Linked DNA regions of Homo sapiens: all the other regions are linked to region 2. A link is a contact called in ENCODE Hi-C or POLR2A ChIA-PET data. All regions are on one chromosome and are shown on one strand. The core of a region is the stretch at or near the end of the contact, and the rest is flanking DNA. Distances in the headings are between cores, read along the strand shown.

The links. A loop is a pair of places that touch in the nucleus more often than their neighbours do. ChIA-PET counts read pairs that join two places held with the same protein, here RNA polymerase II (POLR2A). Pooled maps may share reads with other maps.
Region 1: a map with no recorded cell type shows a loop between it and region 2 (5-fold over the local background). The contact joins two enhancer-like sites. A Hi-C loop is called at or near these places in 4 of 37 single-sample maps with no recorded cell type and 5 of 50 pooled maps. POLR2A ChIA-PET finds 5 or more read pairs at or near these places in 1 of 52 experiments (K562).
Region 3: a loop to region 2 is called in a map with no recorded cell type, with 10 times the contacts of the local background. The contact joins two enhancer-like sites. A Hi-C loop is called at or near these places in 4 of 37 single-sample maps with no recorded cell type and 8 of 50 pooled maps. POLR2A ChIA-PET finds 5 or more read pairs at or near these places in 1 of 52 experiments (activated T-cell).

Annotation. Positions count from the first base shown.
Region 1 is chr1:211,513,751-211,518,842 of GRCh38, forward strand. No RefSeq gene overlaps it. Among named protein-coding and RNA genes, the nearest start is that of RD3, 24 kb to the left of the region's middle. RefSeq lists silencers at 476-565, 1,578-1,937. Within about 2 kb of position 1,646, at least 13 of the 41 ENCODE cell types and tissues checked have a DNase peak (open chromatin) inside an H3K27ac peak, as active enhancers do.
Region 2 is chr1:211,937,410-211,942,263 of GRCh38, forward strand. INTS7 (integrator complex subunit 7) reads right to left here. Exons shown (of 20, transcript NM_015434.4): 20 at 2,994-4,702. The coding sequence ends at 4,415. Among named protein-coding and RNA genes, the nearest start is that of INTS7, 96 kb to the right of the region's middle. RefSeq lists an enhancer at 1,496-1,575. Within about 2 kb of position 1,487, at least 5 of the 41 ENCODE cell types and tissues checked have a DNase peak (open chromatin) inside an H3K27ac peak, as active enhancers do.
Region 3 is chr1:212,235,824-212,240,801 of GRCh38, forward strand. It overlaps LINC02608 (long intergenic non-protein coding RNA 2608), which reads right to left. Exons shown (of 4, transcript NR_125984.1): 2 at 3,084-3,153. Among named protein-coding and RNA genes, the nearest start is that of LINC02608, 47 kb to the right of the region's middle. Within about 2 kb of position 2,973, at least 9 of the 41 ENCODE cell types and tissues checked have a DNase peak (open chromatin) inside an H3K27ac peak, as active enhancers do.

The sequences.
Region 1 (5,092 bases), core at 396-2,895, 420 kb before region 2:
ATATCCTTACTATGTAGGGTTTTACCCTTTGCAAATGCATTCTCAGACACTCATTTTAGCCTCGTGACAGCCCTGTCTGGTGGGTACTACTATCCCCATTTTGCAATTGAGAAAACTGAAGCTCTGAGATCCCAGGTCCTGCCCCAGTTGGGCACTGGGGTGGGACTCCAGGTGGGTAACAGATTGAGTTGCCCTGACCACCTAGCAGAAGGGGTAGACGTCAGAGGCAGTGAGACCTGCAGGATGACTTTTACCAGTGGTTCTCAAATTTGAGCATGTTTCAGAATCCCCTGGAGGGCCTGTGAAAAACACGAATTGCTGGGCCCCAACCCCAGAGTTTCTGACTCAGAGTCTGGGGTTGGGAGTTGGTCTTGCTGAGAGCCCTCTAACCATTAGCAGCGGCGACATCTTGTGGTGAGGGACAGAATGTACCTTGGGCTCCCTCAGCCCTGATTACCCGCGCGTCCAGGATGATGCCGGACCAGGCTGCACCGCCCAGAGGCCCGACGGCGTCGCTGGGGCAGACCCAGAGACTCTCACACGCCTTGTCCTTGCCCGGAGGGTGCAGGCGCCTGCATGCCTCATTTACCCTAGAGAGAACAGGAAAACCTAAACTTGTTGTGCAGAACCTGCAGCTTCGTGTTAGAATACTATTTCCTCCCCCCACCTCCCTTTTTGTTAGAGACAATATCTCTGTTGTCCAGGCTGGAGTACAGTGGTGCTCTGCTCGCTGTAGCCTCCAACTCCTGGGCTCAAGTGATCCTCTCGCCTTGGCCTCCCAGAGCGCTGGAATTATAAGCATGGCTCATCGCACCCGGCCCAGAATATTTTTTATTCTCATTTTTGTAAATAAGTTTCTTCCCTGGTCTTTCCACCGGAGCCTGTGAATCGCAGCCTCGTGGCACCACCACAGTTGGCTTCTCAAGTCGGGAGGCTGACTCCTTGAACCGGGCGCCTCACTTCACGATTGCTTTCAGCTCAAAGGAGCATTTTACAACAGGAACCATTATCCCTGGTAGCTTGACGTCCAGCCCTGACACGATTTTCTGATTGACTAAAATTAGGGTAATGAGTTATGAGGGCAGAGAATGGAGCTGCGATCCCTGTAGGCGGGGGCAGTACCGCCTCTTATTTCCTCTGCCCAGGTGGTTAAGTTGGTAGATTGGGGTGTAGGTGTCTCTGGAGTTGGGCAGCAATGGGTGGGGTAGTAGAAGGACACCTGGTCTGTGTCCGGGGCTGGGTTCGAATCCCCACTCTGCCTGTGAGCTGAGAGCCCATGGGCACATCACCTGAGCTTTCTGCGTTTATCTGTAAAATGGGCAAGAGGCAATCAGTCATTTATATGAAAGCGGCCTGCAGTGCCTGGCACCGAGGCGGGCACGGATGGGCATTTGGTAAGGCAGGGAGGAGGAGCGCGGCGCCTGGAGGCTCCCGGGGCAGGGGAGAAGGGCATCGAGAACGGGGGCGGCGTGCGGGGTGGGAAGAGGAGAGAGTTCACGGCTTGCTCCTTCCCCTGCCCCCAGCCGCCTCAGCCCAGGCCTGAGTCTCTCCCCGTCTGGGCCTCTGCTTCCTGCAGGCACAGCCAGGGCCAAGACGCGCCCCTGGGCCTCCCTCCCCTTCGACGTCTCCACCCGGTATGGAACATTAATCATTAACCGTCCTGTGGCCAGGCCCAGCGGGGCGCCCGCTTCAGCTCTCCCGGTGCCACCTAGCTGAGTCACCGCGGTCTGGGCAGCTCCCCGCAGCCAGGACCTCCCTCCGGGCCGAGGGTCGCGGGGTTCGAGCCGCGGCGAGGTCTTGGGCTTCCCAGGGGCCGCTCCTCGGTGCGCCGCCGCCCACAATCAGCAGGGGGCGCCCGTCCCGACCGCGGGAAGCCGGCGGGGCCACCGAGCGGCGGGCTGGCCTGGCGGGGCGGTGTCAGGGCGGCAAGGCGGCGCCTCCCCAAAGCCGTAAACCTTCCCGCCCGGCTGACTACGCCGGCCCAGCCACGCACGCGCACCCCGCATGCCCCGTGGCCTGTGAGGTTATTCAAGAAGCCAAGGTCGGGAGTGGGGAAGGTCAGCCTCTAGCCCGGCACTGTCTGGAAAAGATCGAACCAATTAATTGACTGTAAGAAGCATGTAACCAATACAATGGAAGGCATTGCTACCCTTCCTCCACCAGGTTCAGGACCTCATGCCCAAGGAACGGCGCGCAGGAATTGGTAGTAGGTTGTGGAGGGTCAGGGGCTCTCCCAGCATCCTGAGGCTGTCTCCTGTGAAGGCCACTCCAGAGGTTAAAGCTTTCCCGGGTGCCAGGAGAGCTCTCCTAATTCAGCCGTAGGGATCACCAGTAAAGATGCTCAAAAATCCCAGCATCTCCCACTTGCAACCCACAGGGGATTCTATTCTACTCTCTCTAATTCCCCATGGCCACATAGTTGAGGTCACTTAACAATTTTTTTTAAAGACGGAGTTTCGCTCTTGTTGCCCAGGCTGGAGTGCAACGGCGCTATCTCGGCTCACCGCAGCCTCCGCCTCCCGGGTTCCAGCGATTCTCCTGCCTCAGCCTCCCCAGTGGCTGGGATTACAGGCATGCACCACCACGCCTGGCTAATTTCGTATTTTTTGTATAGATGGGGTTTCTCCATGTTGGTCAGGCTGGTCTTGAACTCCCGACCTCAGGTGATCCGCCCTCCTCAGCCTCCCAAAATGCTGGGATTACAGGCATGAGCCACCGTGACCGGCCGGTCACTTAACATTTAACCTAACACCCACCTGCCAGCAGGTCAAAGGTTATTGCCTATGACTGGCCAGGTTTCACTTCGGCTGCCGTGGTGCTCCTGATGTGACTGCACTGGGCAGACGGACCTGAAGTACTGTCCCTGTATTAAGTGGAGTGGCCCCGGGAATGAAGCCATAACAGCAGCCAGAGACAGCAGCCCAGATTGGCTGTCTTGACAGCCCAGAGCCAGTGTGGTCAAATCTGCCCCCATGATGCCTGTGTCCTTGCTATTCCCGCCCCAGTCATCCCCCTCTGAACCCCAAGGAGTAGCTGTGAGGGTGCAGGTGGGTGAAAGAGACAGGCAGTGGACATTAGTGCAAGAACTAGGGTCATGGGTTCTGAGTCCAGCTGGTCACTGCATACCTACGTGATGACACATAATTTCTCTGAGTCTCAGTTTCCCCAGCTGTAAACAGCACTAATAGGAACTGTGTGGACTACCTCAAAGGGTTGGTAAAGGGTTCAAATTAGATAACGAATGTTCATCACTAACCCATTCATTCGTTAAATGTTTATTACAAACTTGCCTGAAAGATGATGATCCGTCTTCTCAGTGGCAGCAGAAAAATCATGAAAGACCCTGCCCATGACGCCACCTGTGGTGCACACAGGCTTAGCACCAGCCTTTCTTAAACTGTGTGAGCAGGAGGGCTGCTGCAGAGGAGGAGGGATGCAAGGTGAAGGGGGAGGAGAGGCAGGAACTGCATGGTGGAGGAAGCAGGAAGAAGGGCGAGGCCTCACCCATATGGCCTCAGCAGGCCCTGTGATCTCCCTGTTGAGCCCAGGTTCTCCCAGAAGCTCCCTGGGAATTACTGAGCTGGGTGTGGCTTCCTAGCCCCACACCTGCCCAGCCAGCTCAGGGCCCCTCCGTGCTGTCTTCTCAGGATCCTGCTTCAACCTGCTGCCACTTCCCCATGCCTAGCTCACTGTCACTTTCTCCCTTACCTGCCCTCTCAGCCTCAAACTGATAATTTGGAAAAAGAGGCGCCTGGAAAAAACCACTTCCAGGGTACAGCAGGAACCAGCCTCACTCTTCTTTCTCTCTTTTAAAAATTATTACGATTTTTACTGAGATGGGTTCCAAGTATCACTCTCCACCACCTCATCACCTTCTGGGACCTGGATGGACTCCAGATCACTATGTTGCCTAGGCTGGTCTCAAACTCCTGAGCTCAAGTAATCCTCCGGCCTCGGCCTCCCAAAGTGTTGGGATTACAGGCGTGAGCCACTGTTGCCTGGTCTGGCCTCGCTTTTAATTTTGGCTTCCTGGAGGCTTTTGCTGAGGTAGAGATGCAGGCCACCCTTGCCTGACAATGCCTTCCAGGCAATTGAGTGGCTGAGCCAGTGGGAGAAGGTGGGCTTCTCTCACTCCCAGGTGTGGTGGTAGTGAACCAGCCCAGGTGGTCAACATGAACTGGGAACATGGAAGACAAAGGTAAAAGAGCTGGTAAGGGAAGCAAAGCAGGTTTGGGAATAAAGCTTAAAATCTGGTACAGAGTGGGTTACCATGCCGTCCCTCTGGGGCTGACACATCAGGCGGAAGCCCCCAAATACAGGGTTAGTCTTGTCATGTTACAGTTCTCCCACTGGGCTGAGAACTTCCCAAAGACACAAGCCATGTTTCTTCCTCATCTTATAACTTGTGTAAAAGGCTGGATCCCTTGGAGTACAATCTTCTCACTGGGCACCTGCTGGCCATAGGCCAGCCCGCAGAGAGCAGGGCAAGGGTACGCATGTGCCCCCGAGTGGCTCTCTTAGCCAGGCTGGGCCAAGGTTCACCCATTTCCAAGCTCAGCCTCTGGGCATACCATGTTTGGAGCCCAAGGGCAGTTTTCCATGCAACGAGGCACGTATCACTCTCTACCACCTTGTCACCTTCTGGGACCTGCGTGGACTCCAAATCCCTCTCTCTAGATGTAAAATTGAACCTGGTGGAGGCTCTGCAGCTGATGTGAAACCACCACTTCCTCTCTCCCCAGATGGTTCCAGCCAGAGGCCAGCCAGTCAGCCCTGTTAGGGTGAGCACCTACTGTGTGCAGAGCCAAGTGCTCAGTGTATGATACTCACCTTTTGTTTTGCCTGCCTATTATCCCTTCCCCTTATTCTGGCAAAAGCTTTCCAATTCTTAACCTTCCACTTGTAGTCAGTAAGATTCCCACAGGGCCCATTGCCAGAAGGAAGCCCCTGGGCCAGGCCTGGCCACAAGATATTTTACCCCAGCCTCTGACACTGGTCACAGAGATCATCAGCACCAGGGCTGTAGCTGGAACTAGTGGGAGGAGAAACTCTCTCTACTGGTGGATTACATGAGCCTGGGACTGCTGATGGG
Region 2 (4,854 bases), core at 237-2,736:
ATGAAACTCCACCTTTACTAAAAATACAAAATTAGCCGGGTGTGGTGGCACATGCCTGTAATCCCAGATACTTGGGAGGCTGAGGCAGGAGAATCACTTGAACCTGGGAGGCGGAGGTTGCAGTGAGCTGAGATCGCACCATTGCACTCCACCCCAGGCAACAAGAGCAAAACTCCATCTCTAAATAAATAAATAAATAAATAAATAAATAAATAAATAAAATAATTAAATTTAACTGAATTAAAAGTAAATTAATTCAGTTCCTCAATCACACTAGCCATATTTTAAGTACTCAATAGCTACATGTGGCCAGTGGCTGTAGCGGTTAGTGCAAATTTAGAACGCCTCCATCATTACAGAAAGTTCTGTTGGTCAGTGGTGCCTATACTCTACATACCAAGTGCCAGGTCATCTTATTCTCAATATTCTGTTGGCAGGTATTGGCACAGAAAGATCAAGTGACTTATCTAAGGATTAATGATGAGTCTTATAAATAGAATTTAAACTGACTTCTCTGGGACCCTAGTCTGAGGATCTTGTCTAATTGGTTTGTTCTTCTCTGAACAGTATCTTAACATGAGAAATGGCATATTCCCCAGTTGCAAATTGCCTGCTATCTTGGTTGGTTTGCGCTAGAAAGGTTATGTCTGAAGGTCTTAGTTTAAGCTGGAATACATTAATTTCTGAATAGTCAACATTCTATTGCTATCATCACTGAAGGCAATCAGCAGAATGTATTTACATATATTTCCTTGTATGTCTGCCTTTACATATTTTAATTAAATGATTTATAGCATAGTAGACAGAAATTCTATTTTGTTTAGATCATTATTACTCAATGTACCCAAATTGCATTAGGAAAGATAGCTTAAATGTGTTTAATAGCAGAGACAAGGTAATAAAATGCTCAGTGAGAACTGATCTAACACTTTGGAAAAAAAAATACTAAGGAGGATAATGACAGTAGTAGTAATAATAAAAGCAAATGCTTATATATCTGTTTTACTATATGCCAAGCATGTTCTAAGTAAATTCTATACTAACTCACTTAATTCTCATACCTACCCCATGAAACACTAATATGTTTCTCTATTAGGAATAAGGAAATTGAGGCATAGAGAGACTAAGTAGCTTGTCCAAGGTCATAAAGTTAAGATTGGAACCTCGGCAGTATGGCCCCAAAGGCTGGTGCTCTCAGTCACTGGACTACACAGCAGTCCCCCTTATCAGTAGGAGATACGTTCCAAGATCCCCAGTGGATGCCTATGACTGAGGATAGTACCAAACCCTATATACACTACATTTTTTCCTATACATACACACCTATGCCAAAGTTTAATTTATAAAATAGGCACAGTAAAGAGATTAAGTGATTATAAAATAGAACAATTGTAACAATATACTGTAATAAAAATTATGTGAATGTGGTCTATCTTCACCTCTGGGAACTGAAACTGAAAAGCAAAGTGAAAGTGAAAAGCAAAAACTGCAGATAAGGAAACACTACTGCACTGCAAAGTGACGAAGCACTGAGAAAAACTAGTCCTGTCTTCCTAGCTTTAACCAGCAAGTGCCCTTCATATTTCTAAATTTAGGGAACATGCCCACTTCACAATTAGTATGCATCTTTCTTTTCTGCATCTCATTTTTCTTTTCATTCATTAGTGTAGTGTTGAAGTTATAAACAGCTTCCCCCACCACAAATAACCATTTAACAGTTGATGCCAAAAATTCAGTAGATATTTTACTAAACAAAATCAGAGTTCCAATCCTGGATCTAATGGACATACTAAAATAAGTCTTTCTTGCTTCAGAGTTATGTTCAGTTCAGTTATACTCTGAACTTCTTGGACTTGCTTTTATTTTAATAATTCCTGGCCAGGCACGGTGGCTCACACCTGTAATCCTAGCACTTTGGGAGGCCAAGACGGGCGATCACCAGAGTTTGGGACCATCCTGGCCAACATGGTGAAACCCATCTCTACTAAAAAATATAAAAACTAACCAGGCGTGGTGGCACATGCCTGTAATCCCAGCTACTCGGGAGACTGAGGCAGGAGAATCACCGGAGCCTGGGAGGTAGAGGTTGCAGTGAGCTGAGATTGCACCACTGCACTCCAGCCTGGGCAACAGAGCGAGACTCTGTCTCAAAAAAAAAAAAAAAAAATTCCTTTCTGAGTTTGTGCCAGGAGCCCATAATACACCAAGTTAAAAAGTTCATAAACATAGCTATCAAAACCTATCTTTTAAGAACATAACATTTGGGAAGTTCTCAAAGGGAATTGATGGCTTACAAGATTTGCTTCTTTTTTGGAGAAATCTACCTTGAATGGCACCAGAAGCTTGAAATCCACATTGTAAACTTTAACCCTGAAAATAGCCACTTAATTACAAATAAAAAAGATCTCCAATTTAAGAAATGTTTTTGTTTGTTTTTAGTCTTTCAGTCACTTGATAATACAACTCTAGGCTGGAATCCAGAAAACCAGTCTAATTCAGTCACTTGACAGACAAAAAAAAAAACCCCTAAGATGTAGAGGTAAAGTGACTTGCTTGGTCACACAGCTAATTCACCAGAACCAAGAGTGAAACCCAGGCTTTCTGATTCAGCTGTTTCCACACCTGGTAAAAGAACAAGGGGTTCTGCACTGCTCTGGCAATTTTTCCTAAGCACGTGTTCCCAGGTGCTGAGATGACTGTGTAGGTTGTGTGAACCTCATACAACTGGGCTGCATCTGAAGAGATGTCATTCAACCGTGGACACTGTAGATCTGTACACATTTTATGAGAATGTTCTGGCTGTTAGCAGTACAATGGGTTGTGCTCATGAAGGCAAGCAATCTTGGAGAGACCCAAGTTGCAAATCACTTCTCAGTCCCAGAGGCCGCATGACAAGAAAGAAAAAAAAAACAACAACCCCTTTTTATTTTTTATCTTAAGCTCCATTCTCCTTTGAATTAATGTTGACTTTGAAGAGAAAAAGGCAAAACACAAGCAAAGAAACAGATATTTATTTAAAAAGGAAATTCCAGGGAAAGTACCCTGCTTTACCTTAGGAGCTGCATCCGGCCAAATTACTTATAGCATCGGCATCTGCAACCATATGATCCCTGATGTTTAGAAATCGTGATCCTGAAGCCCTAAATGATCCCCAATCAAAAAGCAGTTAAGTTATATCTACCATACTGTGCTAAGAAAGTCTATTTTATCATGGTTTTCAACCAGAATTAAAATAGGAAAAAAGGGGGTTTTCTGGCTAACCAGAAAACTCTGTTCCCTGAGCATCCCAACAAACTGAGCCTGTGTAATAAAGAGACTGCTCTCTCTAAACAATCAGTCTAGCATAACTCATCAAGTATAAACCAAACCAATCACCAACCAAAGGAAAAGATCCACCCCTTCTAACTTAAAACATTGAAGATATTAAATGAGTGTTCTTCACTTTTGGAAACAATGTGAAATGTCTGTATTATACACAGTTGCAGACACATCAGAAAAAACAAATTAATTTTCTATGAAATTGCTAGCTGCTCTTTGTTTCAATTAAATATGAAAATAATAAAGACTGCTTTAGCACAGGAAGAGATAAATATGTGGTTGAACTAATACAGCAGGATGTTTCAATACTGTTAGACTGTGGGCTTTCATAATCCAGAAGGCTGGATGTTGCACGGAACACTTTCAAGTCCATCTACAGAAGGACTCAGGTTCTGCTACCATGGATAAACCTTGTAGTGACTGGTCAGAACCTCCCAATGAACAACTCAGAATCCTAGGTCTAAGTCAGGCAGCAAATGATGTATTTTGGAAGAGTAGCGGTCAAATTTACCAATTCAGTGATCTCAACATGTGACTATTCTTGAAAGAAAAAAAAGCTTGGCAACAGAAAAAACTAATAATAAAACAAGAAAGAACAATCTTTCTGGCCAGGATCCCAGTTATTTTTCAGACAAAATGTATTTATTTATTTTTTTGAGACGGAGTCTCGCTCTGTCGCCCAGGCTGGAGCACAGTCTCGGCTCACTGCAAGCTCCGCCTCCCAGGTTCACACCATTCTCCTGCCTCAGCCTCCCAAGTAGCTGGGACTACAGGCGCCTGCCACCATGCTTGGCTAATTTTTTTGTATTTTTTAGTGGAGACGGGGTTTCACTGTGTTAGCCAGGATGGTCTTGATCTCCTCGTGAGCCGCCCACCTCAGCCTCCCAAAGTGCTGGGATTACAGGCGTGAGCAACCACGCCCAGCTGTCAGACAAAATTTTTAAGAAAACAAAATTTTTTCCAGAATATTACATTACAAAAATCAATGAATAAATGAACTACACTGTAACTTTAATACTTATTCCATATGAAAAACCAAACTGTTTCTGGCAATTTGATTGATCTCTTGAGAGTCTGCAGTGCATTCATTCCATGGTTAAAACCGTGTGTAGGCATTGCGTTGCTGCTGCTGCTGTAATGGCTGCTGGGCTTGCTGCTGTTGTAAGCGAATTTGCTGGGAATAAGGGTCTTCCAGGGATTTTACAAATATGGTAGTTCTGGGACCAGTCTTCCATACTATACCATTGGCATCTTTCACAGAAGATTCCACTGTAATGTTGTGTGTTCCAAGGATAGCAAAGTTCAACAGAAATTGAGTACTGAAGTAATCATTATGAGGTTCAACCCTTTGCTCCATCTCATTGGTCATGTTGTCAATGGGTATCTGCAATGAAACAATTGTTAACTAACAACAATGGCTAACATTTCTTCAGTGCTTACTATGAGTTAGGCCCTGTTCTAAGAGCTTATTTAGACCATGCAGACAATAAAAAATTAGGTACTGCTATCATCCTTGCTTCACCGATGAGGAGTCTA
Region 3 (4,978 bases), core at 1,723-4,222, 300 kb after region 2:
GAGGGACCCAGAGATGCTGAGCTTAGTATATGCCTCCACTCCATTGGTCAAACTCGCTCAATCTAAAAGGAGCTGGGTAATCAGTGAGTGCTTGGTGGTGGTAATAAAGAATCTGTCTACGGTGTAATTCAATTTTGTAGTCGTTATCTTTTCCATTTTAGTGTAGGGACCCACCCAATCAGACAGCTGCACAATGAAAATAAAGGCTGGGAATGCCAGGGTGTGTCACTGGTTGTAGTCCCACGCTAGCAAGGGGAAAGTCAGGTTGCAAAACCAGCGCTGCCTGCCTTCAGTGGAGAAACCATGTAACCTCCCAGGCCTGCAGCTTCCCTAGGCCTCAGTTCCTTCCCTGGGCATCCTCCTTGGTGAGGTTTCTGGATCCCTGCAGGCACTGGTAGTTTTTGGTTTGGGTGCTCATATAAAACTCCTTACAAGTCTGTTAACACAATCTTATCTTACTGTCATTATTTGCATGTTAGTTCCTTAATAGGTCCTATTTCTTTCTGTCTTCCTGATGACCCTTCCAAGAGCTCCTTTAGGTTTGGAAAAGGCAGAGTAGATCCTCTGGCCTTCCCCAATGAGGACCTGGGTGGGTGGTGGTGGTAGTAGGGGGTCGGTAGACAAAGCCATCTTTAAGGAGGTGCCTTCTGCATCACCCTCCATTGTGAGATTCCAGGCAGGTGCCTTAAAATAGCTCTGCCACTAGCTGATCACTCAATCCCATTTACAAGGGCAAACCTTCTTCTGTCAGGGAGAAAAGGTTTAAACATACAGAGGGAGGTAACTGTTGCAGTAAGTAGCCTTAAAGCAAGCAGAGGGGCGCTAAATCATCTCTAAACTTCCAGGTCTATGATTCTAAGATCTTAATTATCCTAACTGGGAAGGAGAGAAGAAAAGAAAAAAAAAATAGGTGGCTTAGAAAGTGAGCAGAGAGTGTAAAGCTTGGAGATTTTTCTATTTGAGATTTGGCTGCATTTAGAGCCAGTTTTTAAGCATTGCCAGGTTCACCTTTGTAAAAGGCGTTTAGAAATCTGCCACTATCAGATTTAAATCAATCTGGCTAATTGGTGTGATTGGAAAGTTGCAGTGGGGCAAGTAATCAGATTGGTTCCGGAGCCTCCACCCTTTGCTGTGCCTGGGTGCTACCTCCTGCAGGGTAGCATATTCCCAATTTTTGTGGTTTTGCAGTGGCCTCCTTTCCTAAGCCCACTAAGCATTTTCCTGTTCTTTTGCAAGGTCTTCTTTTTGTGTCAGGGTGTGGTGGAGCCACACAGGACTGGCATGATATTCACCACTTGTTACTTATGGAACTTGAACATATTTAACCTCTCTGACCATCAGTTTTCTCATCTGTAAAATGAGACCACATTAACGTAGCTTATAGACTTACTATGAGAATTAAATGTATACATGTGTAGATGATCATATTAGACTTTAATTGAAAAGCTTTCCAGTAGGTGTCTTAGTCTGCTTTCTGTTGCAATAACTAAATCCCTGAGACTAGGTACTTTTTTTTTTAAAGGAATTTATTTGGCTGGGCGCAGTGGCTCACGCCTGTAATCCCAGCACTTTGGGAGGCCGAGGTAGGCGGATCACGAGGTCAGGAGATCAAGACCATCCTGGCTAACATGGTGAAACCCCATCTCTACTAAAAATACAAAAAATTAGCCGGGTGTGGTGGCAGGAGCTTGTAGTCCCAGCTACTTGGGAGGCTGAGGCAGAAAAAAGGAATTTATTTCTTACAGTTCTGGAGGCTGAGAAGTCCAGGGACAAAGGATTCCATCTAGTCGGGGCCTTCCTCTTATGGGGACCCTCTGCAGAGTCCCAAGGCAGCTTGGGACATCACATGGTGAGGGGGCTCATGAGAGAGAACCAACCTGGCTTTTTATAACAGACACACTCTTGTGATAACTAACCCACTCACACAATGATAACCTATTATCCATTAACCCAGGAATGGACTAGTCAATCCAATCATGAGGGCAGAGCCCTCATGACTCAGTCACCTCTGAAAGGCCCCACCTCCTGATACTGTTTCACTGGAGAGTGAGTTTCAACATGAGTTTCAAAGGGGACAGTTTCAAATTATAACAGTAGAATTATGTGCATGTCCAGGTGTGCCATTTAGTAGCTGTGAGACCTTAAACAAATTACTGTGCCTCAGTTTTTTTATCTGTAAAATAGAGATAATAATACTACCTACTTCAATGGTTTTTGGTAATGATTAAATGAGTTAATATGTGTAAAATGCTTGGCATAGTAATTGGCAGATGGTGTGTACTATGTTTTAGCTTTTAATATTATTATTATGCATATTATTATGCAACACACCCAGTCTAATACCTGGCACAGAGGAATGTTAAAAAAAAAAAAAAAAGTTTGAATCCCTGTGCTCTGACACCTTTAGCTCCAAACTTGCTGCTGCTACTCAGGATCTCCTTCCTCTCTAGTTGTCCTGTTTAGCTGAGCCTCTCTCCAGCTTATGTGAAACCGTGTCTTGGTAGCTGCTGGGCAATTAGGCATTCAAGGCCCATGTTTGGTGGCCTAGGTAGGCCAGCAGGCAAGTTCAGGAGGGACTGAATCGGTGAGAAGGACCAACAACTTTCACTGACCTCATGACTTCATTCCCTTTATTTGGGGTTCTAGCCTCAGGACACACCAGAGAGGGAAGCCACGGCGTGTCCTTCAGGCCTTCTCAGGAAGCAGGCTTTCCTGAAGGAAGCAGTCCCTAAAACAGACTTGCACCTCTACATTTTGTCAGCCCTGGCACATGCTGTAGGAGGTTCTGGGTTAGCTTCGATGGGGATGTTTTTTCAAGCCTGCAAACTGCAATAGGTGACAACTTCCAGTCCCAAGAGTTTGGCTGGCTCTGCGTTGAACACAAAGCTTCCACTTGCTGCTGAGGGCTGCTGTGCTCTGCCTGCCTTCCAGGGAGAGTTACTTCTGGAAGGCTGTCATGGAGGGAGGAGAGCTAGGCTGCCGGGCCAGCTGCCCACTACACTGGTTCAAACTGGCTGTGCTGGCTCAACAAGGAAAAGACAATCTCACTAATCAGCAGAATCAATCACAGATTAGGAGCTTACCCTGCGAAGGCACAGTGGAGGGTAAAATGGAACAGAAAACAAAGCCCATGTCCTCAAGGAGTTCGCCAAGCTGGTGGAGGAGACGAAAACACTTAAAGAGTAAACTAATAATAACAGGGTATCCGAAGTCACCAGTTTGTCCTTGCAGGTATCAGTGACCTATAGCACTCCTTAAACTCCTGTGGTTCTAGGTAAAACAAACCTTCCCAGCAGAGGCATAATACTACCTATTCTATACCAGGCATTCTTCTAAAGGCTTTTTAATATATTATTTTGTTTAGTTTTCACAGTGACCTTTTGTAGTAGGTGTTAATCTCCTCATTTTCAGATGAGGAAACTCAGGGTCAGACAGGCAAAGGGACTAACCAGAGATCCTCTAGGTAAGAAGTGATGGAACCAGGATCCAAAGCCAGGTTCTCTGGCTCTGGAGGCTGTCCCTTCACCCTCCAGGTTAAACTAGCCGGAGCCAGGGAGGGCGGCTCTGGGAACCACACTGGATAGGACTCCTTCCTCTCTGACGTTGTGGGGAATCCACTGTTGCCTGCTCCTGCCCTTGCTGACTAAAGGCCTCTTGTGTGTGTTGTGTTCAGTAACTTGAGGGAGAATCTGCTCAGTTTGTCCACCCACCACCCAAGGTAGGAATCCCTCTCAGGGAAGGGGTCTCCTGCCCCCTCATAGGCTTTGGGCCACTCCCAGATGGTTGCTTTTAGGGGAGAAAAGGATGCTAATCCAATCAGTTGTGACCAGGATGGTGGTAGTCACATGGCATAGGGGAATCAAATGGTTCCCCGTAACCATCTGATTGTTAGGAGGAGCTTGCCTAGTGCATGCATCTATAAAGAAGGATGTGACAGCTCCTTCCTCCCTACTTATGCTGTATTGCTGCTGGCTGTGCACTCAGAAGCCTTAAAAAACATACATGTTTGCACATAGTATATTTATAAGACTGTTAATAGTGAAAAATAAATGTAACTATCCAGCCATAGGGGATGTACCTAAACAACAGATTACCATATAACTGTTGAAATCAATGCTATATAAGTATACTTATTAACATAGAAAGATTTTTTTCAGTATGTTGCTAAATGTCAGGATCCACTTGAAAAACAGAATGAATAGTCTGATCCTATTTTCAGAAGGAAAAAATGTATATGTGTGTATAGAAAAACATTTTCATTTATACATCAACATATTAATGGAGGCTGTCTCTGATAGGAAGGATTTTAGGTTATTTAAGTTCTTTTTGCTTATGTGTATTTACATTTTTCTACAGTAAATATACATTTCTTATTTAATAAACCTGTTATTTTTAGAAGATCTAATGATGTTAGAAATAATCTTAATTTTATAAAAAGAATCATCTCACCTTAAATATGAGAAAACAAAATATCTGAATTTCTTGTTCTTTCTCCCTTTTTCCCCCTTGTTTTTGGTGGAAAGCAGATAGTATTCATTGTGGAGAATGATTCTAGGCTAGTAATTTACCTTAGAGCCATGGCATACGAGAGCTGGAAGAGATTTTAGGGATCATCTAGCCCAATTCCTTATTTAACAGATGAGGAAACTGGACTGAGAGGCTTAGCTAGTTCTATAAGTGCTCGGTAGCAAAACTTTGGTTGGAATCCAGGTCCTTGGACACAGTCCAGAGAATTTTCTTTTCTTTTCTTTTCTTTTTTTTTTGTTTCGAGACGGAGTCTCACTCTGTCACCCAGGCTGGAGTGCAGTGGCATGATCTTGGCTCACTGCAACCTCTGCCTCCTGGGTGCAAGTGATTCTCCTGCCTCAGCCTCCTGAGTCGCTGGGACTACAGGCATGTGACACCACGCCTGGCTCATCTTTTGTATTTTTAGTAGAGACGGGGTTTCACTGTGTTAGCCAGGATGGTCTCGAACTCC